3 separate regions of the Homo sapiens genome follow, and all the other regions are linked to region 1. Evidence: chromatin loops called from intact Hi-C (ENCODE). Cell type or tissue: heart left ventricle. All regions are shown on one strand.

Region 1 (4,000 bases):
GTTGCCCAGGCTGGAGCGCAGTGGCATAATCTCAGCTCACTGCAACTTCCACCTCCCCTGTTCAACGGATTCTCCTGCCTCAGCCTCCCGAGTAGCTGGGATTACAGGCTTGTACCACCACGCCCAGCTCATTTTTGTATTTTTAGTAGAGATGGGGTTTCACCATGTTGGCCAGGCTGGTCTCAAACTTCTGACCTCAAGTGATCCGCCCACCTCGGCCTGCCAAAGTGCTGGGATTACAGGCATGAGCCACCGTGCCTGACCCTGCTCTAAACTTTTTAAAAACTTTCACTCCCGCTGTAAAACTTGTGTTCATCTCTCACTCTGCCTTATGCCCTTCAGTCGAATTCTTTCTTCTGAGGAGGCAAGAATTGAGGTTGCTGCAGACCCGCATAGATTCACCATCACTAACATTACCTTGGGCAGAGTGCTCAGACCTCAGGTTGTCTGAAATGAAAGTCACTATCACCCCAGAACCTGCATCCTTTCCCTACTCTTTAGAAATGTGATAGCTGGTGGCACTCCTGTTAAATCTTTCCATACCTAAGAAATCTTGGCTGGGCACACTAGCTCATGCCTGTAATCCCAGCACTTTGGGAGGCCAAGGCGGGTGGATTACTTGAGGTCAGAAGTTCAAGACCAGCCTGGCCAACATAGCAAAAACCCATCTCTACAAAAAATGCAGAAATTAGCCGGGCATGGTGGCGGGTGCCTGTAATCCCAGCAACTCGAGAGGCTGAGGCAGGACACTCCCTTGAACCTGGGACACCACTGCACTCCAGCCTGGGCGTCAGAGTGAAACTCCGTCTCAAAAAAAAAAAAAAAAAAAAAAATATATATATATATATATATCTTCTCTGGGTGAGGACCCACTGCTCCATAGAGCCTTTTCTGGTGAGCCAGACAAAAACTTTTATTTCCCTCATACAAGTACCTGTATGTTTATGCACACCTGTCTTGACTACACATCTCAACAGCTTTTCACTTACAGTAACATTTAGGAGGTAGCAATGTTAGCTGTCTAACAGACATAGCTTATGCTTAATTCTTGCAACCCTGGAAAGGCTGTTATGTATAAAATGGGGATAATAATATGTACTTCATAAGGTTGTTATGAAGAGCAAATAATGCTGGCTCGTAGTGGGAGGTTAGGAATTAATGTCCAATTAGAGAATGAATGAATAAGAGAGAACACACAGTAGTTCATAAATATGAGTTTCCCTTCCCCCTCAAAACAGCAGAACCAGAAAACAAGCAAGACCTAAGCATACATCTCACAATGGTCCTTCATCTGCTGTCCAGCAACCCGCCACCTCACTAAACTGACTATTCTATTTTCCTACGACACAAATAGATAGATATTTCTTATTTTTAAAATTTAGATCTACATCCCTGCAACTTCTCCCCTTGGGTCCTGGCTCAGTTCCCACCAGCCATACAAGATAACATCAGGTGCCTGGGCCTCCATTTTCTTTCTAGGACACCCAGTTTGGCCTTGGGGTGGGCTCCCACAGGTAGCTGGGAAGCTGATGCCCCTGAGTACCCACGTCCACCCACACGTGAAAACAAAAAAAAATCTCAGAAAGTAATTTCGAGCACGGGTCAAAGTTCTATTTCACACTTGCAGGGGCAAGACAGCAAAAGGAAAAAGCTGGTTCACAGCAACTGTCTTAGGAAAGCAAGGCCTCTTTTAGAAACAGAAAGGAACGTCTAGACCCGTGGCTTGTTTAAACACCCGCTGCTAGGCCCCACTGCCAGAGCTGCCTATCCAGGGCCGAGAATGTGCATTTCTAAGTAGTTCTCAGGCGGTGCTGATGCTGCGGATCTGGGGACTGTACTTTGAGAACCACCGGTGCAGACCCTGGCCAACGTTCTTTAGTCTGATGCGTCGGGGAGCTGTAAAGCTGCCATCCTTCACCGGTGGGCAAGTAACCTGGTGGCGCCACCCCAGGGCCAGACCCAGGGCCGGCCTCGGTGCGCCTCTAGCCAGAAATAACCAGCACTGGGTTCCGCTCACCGGCAACGCCAGGTGGGGGCCATCTGACCACTCAACAGTTTTGCTTTTTCTTCAAATTCGGATACTTAGAAGGAATGCGATGAAATTGGGATGAAGGTGTTTTGCTGGCCCCGTGGACAGACCAGACCTCCTCCCATCGGAGCCTCGGGTCTCACACCAGCCCCCCAGGCGGCGCGCGGCCCCGTCTCGCCACCGCGGCCCGGGTCGTTCGCGTCTTCCGGCGCCGAGGGTGCCTCTGGGTCCCAGCACCAGGCTCCGTGGCGCGCACGCGCGGCAGCTTCTTCTAGCCCCGCCAGGAGACGGCCCAGAAGGGCTATGCGGCGCGGCCTCGCTCCTGGGGGTGGTTAGGAACGACTGTTTCATTTCCTCCTTCACCCTTCAAATCTCAGTTTTTGCTTGGGCTTGAAGGAATGGGCCAGGGTATCGTGGACGGAGAGTCTTACAAAATTTGAGTTTTTGAGGTCAGAATTTAAAAGTAGCTGCCGAAACCCGGGATCGAACCAGGGACCTTTAGATCTTCAGTCTAACGCTCTCCCAACTGAGCTATTTCGGCACGTTCTGGGTTGTCTCCTGAGTAAACTATCACTGAGCGCTTTGCGTCCAACTGGCTTGCTTGTCTTTTCCTGGTGATCATGTACAGCATTTCTTCCTTGTCCTGTTAAACGGTGTCGTCGGAATTCTTCCACCTCCCTCCTTCTACGCTGCCACTGGGCGCTGCACACGCGCCTTACTTTCTTAGATTGCTCTCGGCGCGCGCAGCCCGCACGGTCCAGGAGCTGGGTCCAGGCCCCCGATGGCGGCTCCTCGGGATGCTGGTTCCGTCCTCCCAGGGCCGGTCCCCGCGAGATCCGAAGCAGCGGGGTCGCCTCGGGGAGCTCCTGCCCAGGCCTGGTAGCCCCTTCCCTTCGATCTGCCCCTGCCTGTGACTATCCACATTCGTCACCTTGCTCCCCGAAAAGTTCCAGGCCCCAGGTGAGGAGCCGTGTAGGCCCAATACGATTGGATGAAGGAGTGTACGGGGCAGGAATCGTCAGACTGGCCTCTGGAGAGGAGTTTGCAGCCTCTCCGTGCTCCGGGCCCGGGAAATGTCCACCTTAATCATCACCTCTTTGCATGGAGCCTGACTGGCAAATAAATGCTGGGTGAGCTCACTAACGATGATTATTCAGTCAATGCTATTTCCCACACGAGTCAACAAATGTTTCCGAAGCACCCACTACGTGCCAGGCTCATTCTTTACTTCCCAAACGTCTTACTTTTTCCATTTTTTAATTTTTGTCGCCAATTAAATTGTAATCTGTCAAGGCAGGGATCTTACCCGGCTCTTTAGAGCTTTGCATTTAAGTGGAAACTTCGCAGCCAATTTGGACGGATGGATGGATAGGATGGATGGATGGATGGTTGGATGGATGGATGGATGGTTGGATGGATGGATGGATGGCTGACTTCAAATGCGAAAGAGAAAAAAATACAAAATTAGAAATTTTTGCAATCTCTATTTTCTCCGCCAAGCCTCCTCCCTTATAAGAAAGAGAGTTTCTTTCTGGGTTCCTTTATTGTGCCAAATCCAAAAAAGAGCCGAGGCGTTGATGGTATAGTGGTTAGCATAGCTGCCTTTTAAATCCAAAGAAACCAAAGAGCTTGAGATTTAACAGAAGTCAGCAGCTAAGGATGAGAGAGAGACCAAAGAGAGCTTGGGGCTGGGCAGAGTTCAGAGAAGGGTTTGGGGAGCTTGGAGTGGAAGAGGGAGAAATTTTGGGCAGCCACCCTGTGAGGATCGTACATCTAAAAAGAGATGGGGAAAGAGACCTTTAACAGGCTTTCATGTATGTTATGAATGTAGCTACCTTTCCCATTCTCCTCAAAACACTGCAGGCAAGACGAATTATTTTCAACAACTCTTGGGCTGCTGGCCGGCTGTTCCTTACTGGATTCAATCATGAGATAGCTCAGCTTCTTAAATTTTACAAAAGTTGTGTCTTT
Region 2 (4,000 bases), 110 kb before region 1:
CAGCAAGGGGAAACCAGCTCTAAGGCAGCCATCTAGTTGCAAGGTGAGTTCACTGTAATTGCATGTTGTGAGTAGCGGTTGCTTAAAAACAATGAATTTATACCCATTACTCCCAGCGTCAACTTCAGAATGATTTTCATCACGCCTGCTTTTGTGCAGCTAAGCTGCAAAATGTGCGCTGCGACAGACTGAAGCAGATAAAGAACAAATTTGCATGTTACTGGGTTGCAAGAGCCCTTTGATTGTTGGAGAGGCCCGATAATGCTGTCAAGAGCTCGGTGGACTGAGCGGCGGCCGAGACGCACCAGATCTGCACTAAGTGTAGCTGACAGCAAACGATTTAGAGTCAGCACGGAATCAAAGCGTTGGAAATATCTCAAGTAAAAATGTTAAAAACACAAAGAAGCCTGCATCTTGATAAGAGGACATCAGTGAGGAGAGATATGCACAGAAAGAAAGAAAATGACCTTGAGTTTATAAAAATGCTACACGTCTCGGAATTGTAAAATGCCTAAAATGAAAAGAAAATGGGCAGCTCAAATCAGACTTCAAGCTAGGAAAGCCTGAAAGTTGTGTGCTTGCCACAGTTGAAGAAGAGAAAAAGAAGCAATAGCTAACTGCACGGATTATTATAGAGATTACGCTTCTGTTTTCGAGACCAGTCATTTGCTCGTACAAATGAGCCTAATGACTTAAAGCACCAAGACATACATGTCTCTGCTGTGCACACCTCCTTGACATGAAATGCAAGACTCAAAATACAAAAATAATTTTAGGAAGGAAAAACTGATTAGTGGCAATGATCAAGACAAATCTTGCTATTTGAAAAAACAAATAAAAATACTGGAAATGAAACCTTAAGTAGTATTATTAAATAATAATATCAGGGTGGGGCACGGTGGCTCACGCCTATATTTCCAGCACTTCGGGAGGTCCAGGCAAGTGGATCACCTGAGGTCGAGAGCTGGAGACCAGCCTGGCCAACATGGCAAAACCCCATCTCTACTTAAAGTACAAAAATTAGCATGGCATGGTGGTGTGCACCTGTAGTCCCAGCTACTCAGGAGGCTGAGGCTGGAGAATCGCTCGAACTCAGGAGGTGGAGCCTGCAGTGAGTCAAGATCTCGCCGCTGCACTCCAGCCTGGGCAACAGAGTGAGACTCCATCTCAAAAAATAATAATAATAATTTAAAATAATAATACATTTGCCGCATTGGAAAATAGGTCTTCAGCAAAGTATGCTATATAGTGTATCAGTAGGGAGTAAGCTAATGGTTCTTCTCCAGGAAAGACTGCATCTTCTGTCAGCATTTGATGTGATTCAAATCAGACTCTTCAGTTTCTTCACTTATGTTTTTCCCTTTCCTTTCTCTCCATAAAAACAATGACTATCACCAGGTCTGTAATCTTCTTCCAGAGAGAACCACCAGAAAAGAAGAGCAGGTAGACATAGCTGGAAAATCGAAGCCCCAATTTTCTGACAAACAAAACTAGCCAGAATAAGCAAATAAATTACATGTGCACGTGTTTCTCTTTAGTCTTTACCTGTGTATTTCCCTAGAGGGGAAAGGTTTATAAAAACTAGAAAGAGGCCATGTTTTCTTTATCACTTGAGTTTATCAATCACCTAACATAAAGCCACCATGGGCTCCCAGTTTTGAAAAGCGAATTTTCCACACTAAAGGACATCTTCAGACACTGCTCAACCCACACCTGAGTTCAAATATTTATATATAGTTTTAATACATTGATCCAACATTTGTTTTAAAAAACGTTCCCCAAATTTTTCTTGTTGATGACGGTTTTTAATAGAAAAAATAAGTTTCCCCAGTTTCCAGCTGCAATGTGATCATATAAATAATATTTAACTAAATTATATTCTGTGTGTGTTTGCCAAGCCTAAAAGCATTTTTGCCCAGTGGCCTGAAATGTTCCTCTAAACTTTTCTGGCTTACTGGTAAACATTTAACATTTCAAAATAGATTAAACGGGGAATCGTGAGAGCCTATGTAGGAAACTGTTTCTTTCTAAATATTGTGCTTTGTCTGTTCTGATTTCTGAATTCATGGCAAATCTTCCAGCCTTTTTTTCCACTCGGGGTAGACCATCAACCATGGTAGAGGAAAATAGCTTTAAGAACTTTACTACATTGTGCAATTTTCTAATAAAACACAAGAGGGCAGGTTTTGCTTTATTGTAAGCCTAATTCCACTCCCCTGGTAATCAAGATCAGTCACTGGGCTAATTGCAAATTCAGAAACCCTCAATAACATACAAAGTGAAGGAGTAATCAGGGTGCATAACTCTGGCAGTGAAATCTGTTGTTTTAATAAAGAAGGCCAAGCTCAAGCATCTCTACTTAGCATTATTTACAACCAGTACAATTATACTTGGGAGGCGCTGTGATAGTTTTAGTTTGTTCATAAAATGCCAAAAGAGCAGAAAATGGCTAACAGAATGACCAAATCCAGTCATATTAGATTTAAGAAGTCTGACTAAAGTTGATGGGGCAAATAACAAAAGTGGGCCAATGGTTTCCATCAAACATGCAGCTGTGGAGAAAATTATACAGAGCATGCAAGTATTGAATAGGAACCTTTTAACTTTGTTTTGTTTTAGAAAACTTTAACTTCTAGTTCACAATACTCTTGTGTATGGTTTTCAATATTTCATTTAATGACCTGCCAAAGCAGAATTAAGTTCATAAGGGTTTTTTTCAGCTTGAACTGCTGTTACGGCTAAAGTCAAAGTATTGTCATCTTTGGAGAGTTTCTAAAGCAATTGCTGCTTGAGTCCATCAGTGTGAGAGAGGCATTGGTTTGCCTGACTAAATAATTTGCCCACTAACTCCTTCCACTGAAACAAAGCTTTTAGGATATCAGACAGTGGAGGATCCTAAAATGGCATGTGTGAGGACTTAGAGGAGAGATGGGTAGAAATCTTAACTTCCTATCCTAGTCCCTAAAAATGGTAGAATTAAGGCCTACCAATAGTAGGAAGAAGATACATCTAGAAAGAAAATACACCTGAAGAGTATCTCCTTGTGTTAGGTTGCATAGAGTATGATTCTACCTAGCATACGTGCAATTCAAAATCTGAAGGATAGGTTGTATGGTAACTTCATGGCAGAGATGGATCTTATGTTTTATCCAGTACATCTTAAAACAGATGTCAGAAGCTCTGAATGAAACATTCTACTTTGAAATTAGTTTATTCATTCACTTATTCATTCAAAGAATATTTATAAAATACTCAGGATAAGTAAGGCACTATAGAAATAGGAAGAGCTTCAACCTTAGAGTCTCCAACAAATTGACCCATCTTGAAGGCTTATCTGGGAGATCACCAAGTTAGCTACTGCAGGACCTCTCTTCCCTGGTCAGTCACTTGAAGCAGCCACCTGCTTCCACCCCAGGATTAGTCACTAAACTGTGGGGAATATCAAAAGTAACTTCACCTGAGGAAAGGCTGGCTCTCCTTTTCCTACCTGTTCAAACAGATTCAGAAAATAGCAATTGTTTGGAAACTCACCAGAAAATAGCATATCAGTTTAAGAGATTATTTTTCAGACTGAGGTTGTTATTATATATTTTACATGTATATATATTTCAATATACATGCTGAGTGCCCAAAAGATGGGAATTGATGCACACTACTTAAAAAACAATAATCCTCAAAAGACAAACAATAATCTGCAAAACAACATTTATTTTTAGTTTCCTTTTTAGTAAGTTTTCTACTTCTTAATAATGAGATTAAAACTAGTCATTAAAAGTATTATAATTAACAATGTTAAATCCTAAGCAAGATACAAATGTCAATTTTAGAATTAGAAGGGAATTTAATGCACAAAGGAAAGATGTTATTGCATTTTATCCCATTTCTGAATGTTAGCTTTATAAAAAGCATTTCTATTAAAATCATACATGCAGTTTTTCTAATACTGAAGATATAAGCAGTAAAGTGATCTGGTCATTTTCTCCAAGGTTGAATTCTTCCC
Region 3 (4,000 bases), 47 kb after region 1:
CACACATGCAAACTTTTTACCAAACTTCTCAACAGTATCTATAAACAAAAGTTTTACATTCCATTTAGACTATGCAGAAGAGAGAATGTACTGGTTCTGGGTATAGGGAAAAAAGTCAGTTTAACCAAACGATGCCATCCATACAGGTACAAGTATCGAGTAAAGTGGAACAATAAATGGGAGCTAGTCAGCACAACTGTACATGCCTATAGCATGCCTTTTCAGGAACTGCAGATATAAGTATGTAAAAATGAAATTACTATGAGTATAGTCAGTTGTCTATATTTAATAGTAACTTCTGCAATTGCTATTTCTTGGTATAAGATTTTGGTAATGTTAAACCAGAATCCTCAGGAGGCTTCTAGACTAAACCCAGGATTCCCAGGCTAATAACAGCTGAAACCATTCTGAGTTGGATATCCACAGTGGGTCCTGGGCTTCAGAGGACCCTAAAGGGGAATCACAGGCATATCTCAGTGAAATGATCTACCAGATTTACCATGTATACTTAAAATGTTGGGCTCCCAGGAGAGGGGAGCCCTTGACCAAATTATGAACTTGAAGTTTGTATTCGGCATTCCTTTCACAGCACTTTCTAAGTCGCACCCTTCCTGGACCCGCACTCTCACACAAGTATCACCCTTTCATGTCCATAGTCCTCTTTCTCATTAAGTGAAACTTGCCAGCCTGATGCTCTCCCCCAAATGACTTGTCGGATTAGAAGGGGTGATTTAATGTGCAAATGGCCATAAACAGGAATCCTCACATTCCCACTTCTTCCACTAGCCACTGAGTTCCTTGAGGGGAGGATAGGAGAGTTTCCTGTTTATTACTCTTGCATTCATCCATTCCACAATTACTAAAGACTTATATAGAATGGGCCAGGCATTCTTCCAGGTGCTGAATGAACAGTAGTCTCTGTCCTTACCGAGTTTGCATTTTAGAGTGGGGATACAAGCAATAAACAAGCAGACACAAATCCGCAATATAATTTCAGGTAGAGGTTAAGTGTGCTAGTTGGGAGAGGGGCTATTTTAGATATGGTGGTCAGGTAAGAACTCTCTGAGGTGCTATCTGAATAAAAACCAGAATTGAGTGGTGCAAACAGCCTAAGGAAAGGGGAAGCAAGTGCAAAGGCCTCAAGACAGAAGTGTGTATCTTGGTGTGTTCCAAGAACTAAGAGGGGAAGCATGGCAGGTACAGAAAAGCAGATCAGGTTGCAAAAGTAGGGCTTGGGCACTTGAGTTTTCTAGATATGGTAGAGTTTGGGCTTTATTCTTAAGTGTGGCAGGAACCACTGAAGTAAAATCCTGCTTCTACCATGATCTGATTGACTTAAGAAACACTGACTTGTATGTGAGCAACAGGCTTTAAAGGAACATGAGTGGACGCAGTTATGGCCAACCAAGAGGCTACAGCAGCAGTCGAGGCAAAAGATGACAGTAAACATGGGCTAGGGTGGAAACGGGAAACTGGTGAGAAGTGGTCGCCGTAAGGATATACTTTGGAAGTAGAGAGGACTTGCTGCTCGAATGTGGGTCTGAGGAAGAAAAGGGTGTCAACAGTGGATTTGTAAAAGTTTGCTGATTACATAGATGTCCTATTATAGTCCTTAAATCGTTTTGGGGGTGCCTATATGTACAGGGCCCATCGTGGGGTGTGGGTGCTCTAGGCTGGAGGTGGGAAGCAGTCGGTGAGCAGCTTAGGGTAACTTGCACGCACTCAAGGAGTGACATGGTGAGCACCTCCGGCCACAGAAGGGCGGAGAGTAACGCAGCTTTGGAAGAGGCGTTTTAAAGAAGTCAGTTTCAAAGGAACCACTTCTTTGCAGGCCAGAGAGAGAAAAGCTGGTCCAGGTCGTGCATTAGGACCCTCCCCATATCAGAATAAGGACCCCTCAAAGCTGGACCCAAATTACCTAGGGCAAGCAGAGCTGCGGGAAAAGGTAGGGGTTTCTGGGGAGCCACTGCTTGGCTAGCGGCGCCATTACCTACATGAAACCAGCACCGCCGGTCACCAGGACCCGCTTCGCAAAGCCGCCGGGAAGACCCCACGGTTCCTCCCAACACGCCGCCGACATCTCCCAGCTCAGCAGTGCCTAGTACCGTAAAGAGTATGGTCTGAAAAGCGCAGGGAAGTTCCGCCGCGACCTTTTGCGACGCGCCTCGCTCGCGGGACACGTTAACAGAGCAGCCAGAGGCAGCTTCCGGAGACTGCTCTGTGGCCAGTTTCTGCCCGCCCACTAGCGGGCTGGGCGGGGCCGCGCTCACCACGCGCAGGCGCTGCTCCTTTCCGCCCTTGCCTGGTCCGCCAGGTGCAATTGGGGTCGCCCGGATGGTAGGGGTATGGAACGTTTTTCCCGGAAATGCCACCACTATGGATCAGATTTATGAATGAGTACCTTTTTTCATTCTTGTACTACAGCCATCTCTAGAGGTTACCTATCAGTTGAGCTGAGAACGGGGAGTTGTTGCAGATGGAGATGGGAGGTTGCAATTTAAAAATGATTTTTTTTTTTAGTGGGGCGGGGACAGGGTCTCCCTCTGTTACCCAGGCTGGAGTGCAGTGGTGCGATCACGGCTCACTGCAGCGTCGACCAATGGGGCTCAAGCAATCCTCCCACCTCAGCCTCCTGAGTAGCTAGGAATACAGTCGTGCGCCACCACGCCCGCCTAATTTTTGGTAGAGATGGGTTTCGCCCTGTTGTCCAGGCTGGTCTCGAACTCCTGGGATCTAGCCAACCTCCCGCCTCAGCCTCCCAAGGTCCTGGGATTACAGGCGTGAGCACCGTGCCTGGCCTGCAAAATGATCTTTTGCTGTTGTTAATATTATTTCAGGCCGGGCGCCGTGGCTTACGCCTGTAATCCCAGGACTTTGGGAGGCCGAGGTGGGCGGATCACCTGAGGTCAGGATTCGAGACCAGCTTGGCCAACATGGTGAAACCCTGTCTCTACTAAAAATACAAAAATTAGCCGGGCGTGGTGGCGGGCGCCTGTAATCCCAGCTACTTGGGAGGCCGAGGCAGGAGAATTGCTTGAACCCGGAAGGCAGAGGTTGCAGTGAGCCGAGACCGCACCATCGCACTCCAGCCTGGGCAACAACAGCAAAACTCCGTCTCAAAAAATAATAATATTATTATTACAGACAGCGCAGAAGGCTTGCAATCATGATAAAGATATTCCCTAGGTCCTACGCTGATGTCTTATTCTATTCTCTCCTTTGCTCACTCCGCCCCAGCCTCCCCACCCTCCTTGCTCTTCATTCAATGTGCCAGGCATGCTACTTCCCCGGGACCTTGATTGTCTTTCCCCAGATGTCTGCCTAGTTTTTACCCTTACTTCCGTTTTCAGCTTGAATGGCATCCTATTGACCACCACAATTAAAATAGCGAGCTCTGCCCAACCCTGCCGAATCATCTTATCCTTCTTTATTTTTCTTCCTAGCACTCAACATTTACATTGATGTCACTGCCCTCTGTTTAGTGTTCCATGAGGTCAGGGGCTTTGTTTTGTTTTCTGCTGTAATCGCATGTCCTTAGAGACTTGGCACAGAATAAATGACCATTAAATATTGTCGAATAGATAAATATCTTTTTTTCCCCACCATAATGTTTGGCAAAGCTGAAAACGAATGGAAACATCCAGTACAGGTGTATATGTGGAAGAATCATACCACAACCTTTTTACAAGGCAAAGTGGTAAAACATATGAAAATTTCAAATGTTCATATTCTATGACCCCCTCAAATTCCATGATGTATAATATAGATAATTGTTCATTGCTGTATTGCTTGCAATAATGAAACACTGGAAATAATCTAAATGTGTATAATGTCTTCTAACTTTTAAAATGCAGTAAACTGCTATATAGCCTTTAAAAAGAATATACCAACATGGAATGAAGACCAAAATATATTGCAGTCGATACGTACAGTTTTTTTCTGACCAGACTCCTCCCCCCACTGTCCTTTATGATCTCCCCAAGTTGACCCAGGCAGGCCA

The links. Peaks named below come from ENCODE experiments on the same cell type or tissue, not always from the same donor. Only the 100,000 strongest peaks of a DNase experiment are listed, where the experiment ranks them.
Region 2: it touches region 1 in a loop (2.2-fold over the local background); 22 of 110 quality-filtered maps call a loop at or near these places.
Region 3: it touches region 1 in a loop (4-fold over the local background); 65 of 110 quality-filtered maps call a loop at or near these places.

The regions. Positions count from the first base shown.
Region 1 is chr13:94,547,153-94,551,152 of GRCh38, forward strand. TRF-GAA1-5 (tRNA-Phe (anticodon GAA) 1-5) reads right to left here and starts at 2,570; the gene lies at 2,498-2,570. It overlaps LOC124903191 (a long non-coding RNA gene), which reads left to right and starts at 1,596. Exons shown (of 2, transcript XR_007063836.1): 1 at 1,596-3,159. It also overlaps a transcript of DCT not described here. RefSeq lists a silencer at 2,129-2,358 and enhancers at 2,891-3,390, 2,929-3,108. In heart left ventricle, no CTCF peak of the experiment used is centred here; DNase peaks (open chromatin) are centred at 1,909, 2,279, 2,559 and 2,709; H3K4me3 peaks cover 2,299 bases; H3K27ac peaks cover 1,812 bases.
Region 2 is chr13:94,433,616-94,437,615 of GRCh38, forward strand. DCT (dopachrome tautomerase) reads right to left here. Exons shown (of 8, transcript NM_001922.5): 8 at 3,196-4,000. Among named protein-coding and RNA genes, the nearest start is that of DCT, 44 kb to the right of the region's middle. In heart left ventricle, a CTCF peak has its summit at 2,174; no DNase peak of the experiment used is centred here.
Region 3 is chr13:94,594,057-94,598,056 of GRCh38, forward strand. It overlaps TGDS (TDP-glucose 4,6-dehydratase), which reads right to left and starts at 2,096. Exons shown (of 12, transcript NM_014305.4): 1 at 1,995-2,096. The coding sequence starts at 2,080. RefSeq lists an enhancer at 1,960-2,269. In heart left ventricle, a CTCF peak has its summit at 2,255; a DNase peak (open chromatin) is centred at 2,195; H3K4me3 peaks cover 2,360 bases; H3K27ac peaks cover 423 bases.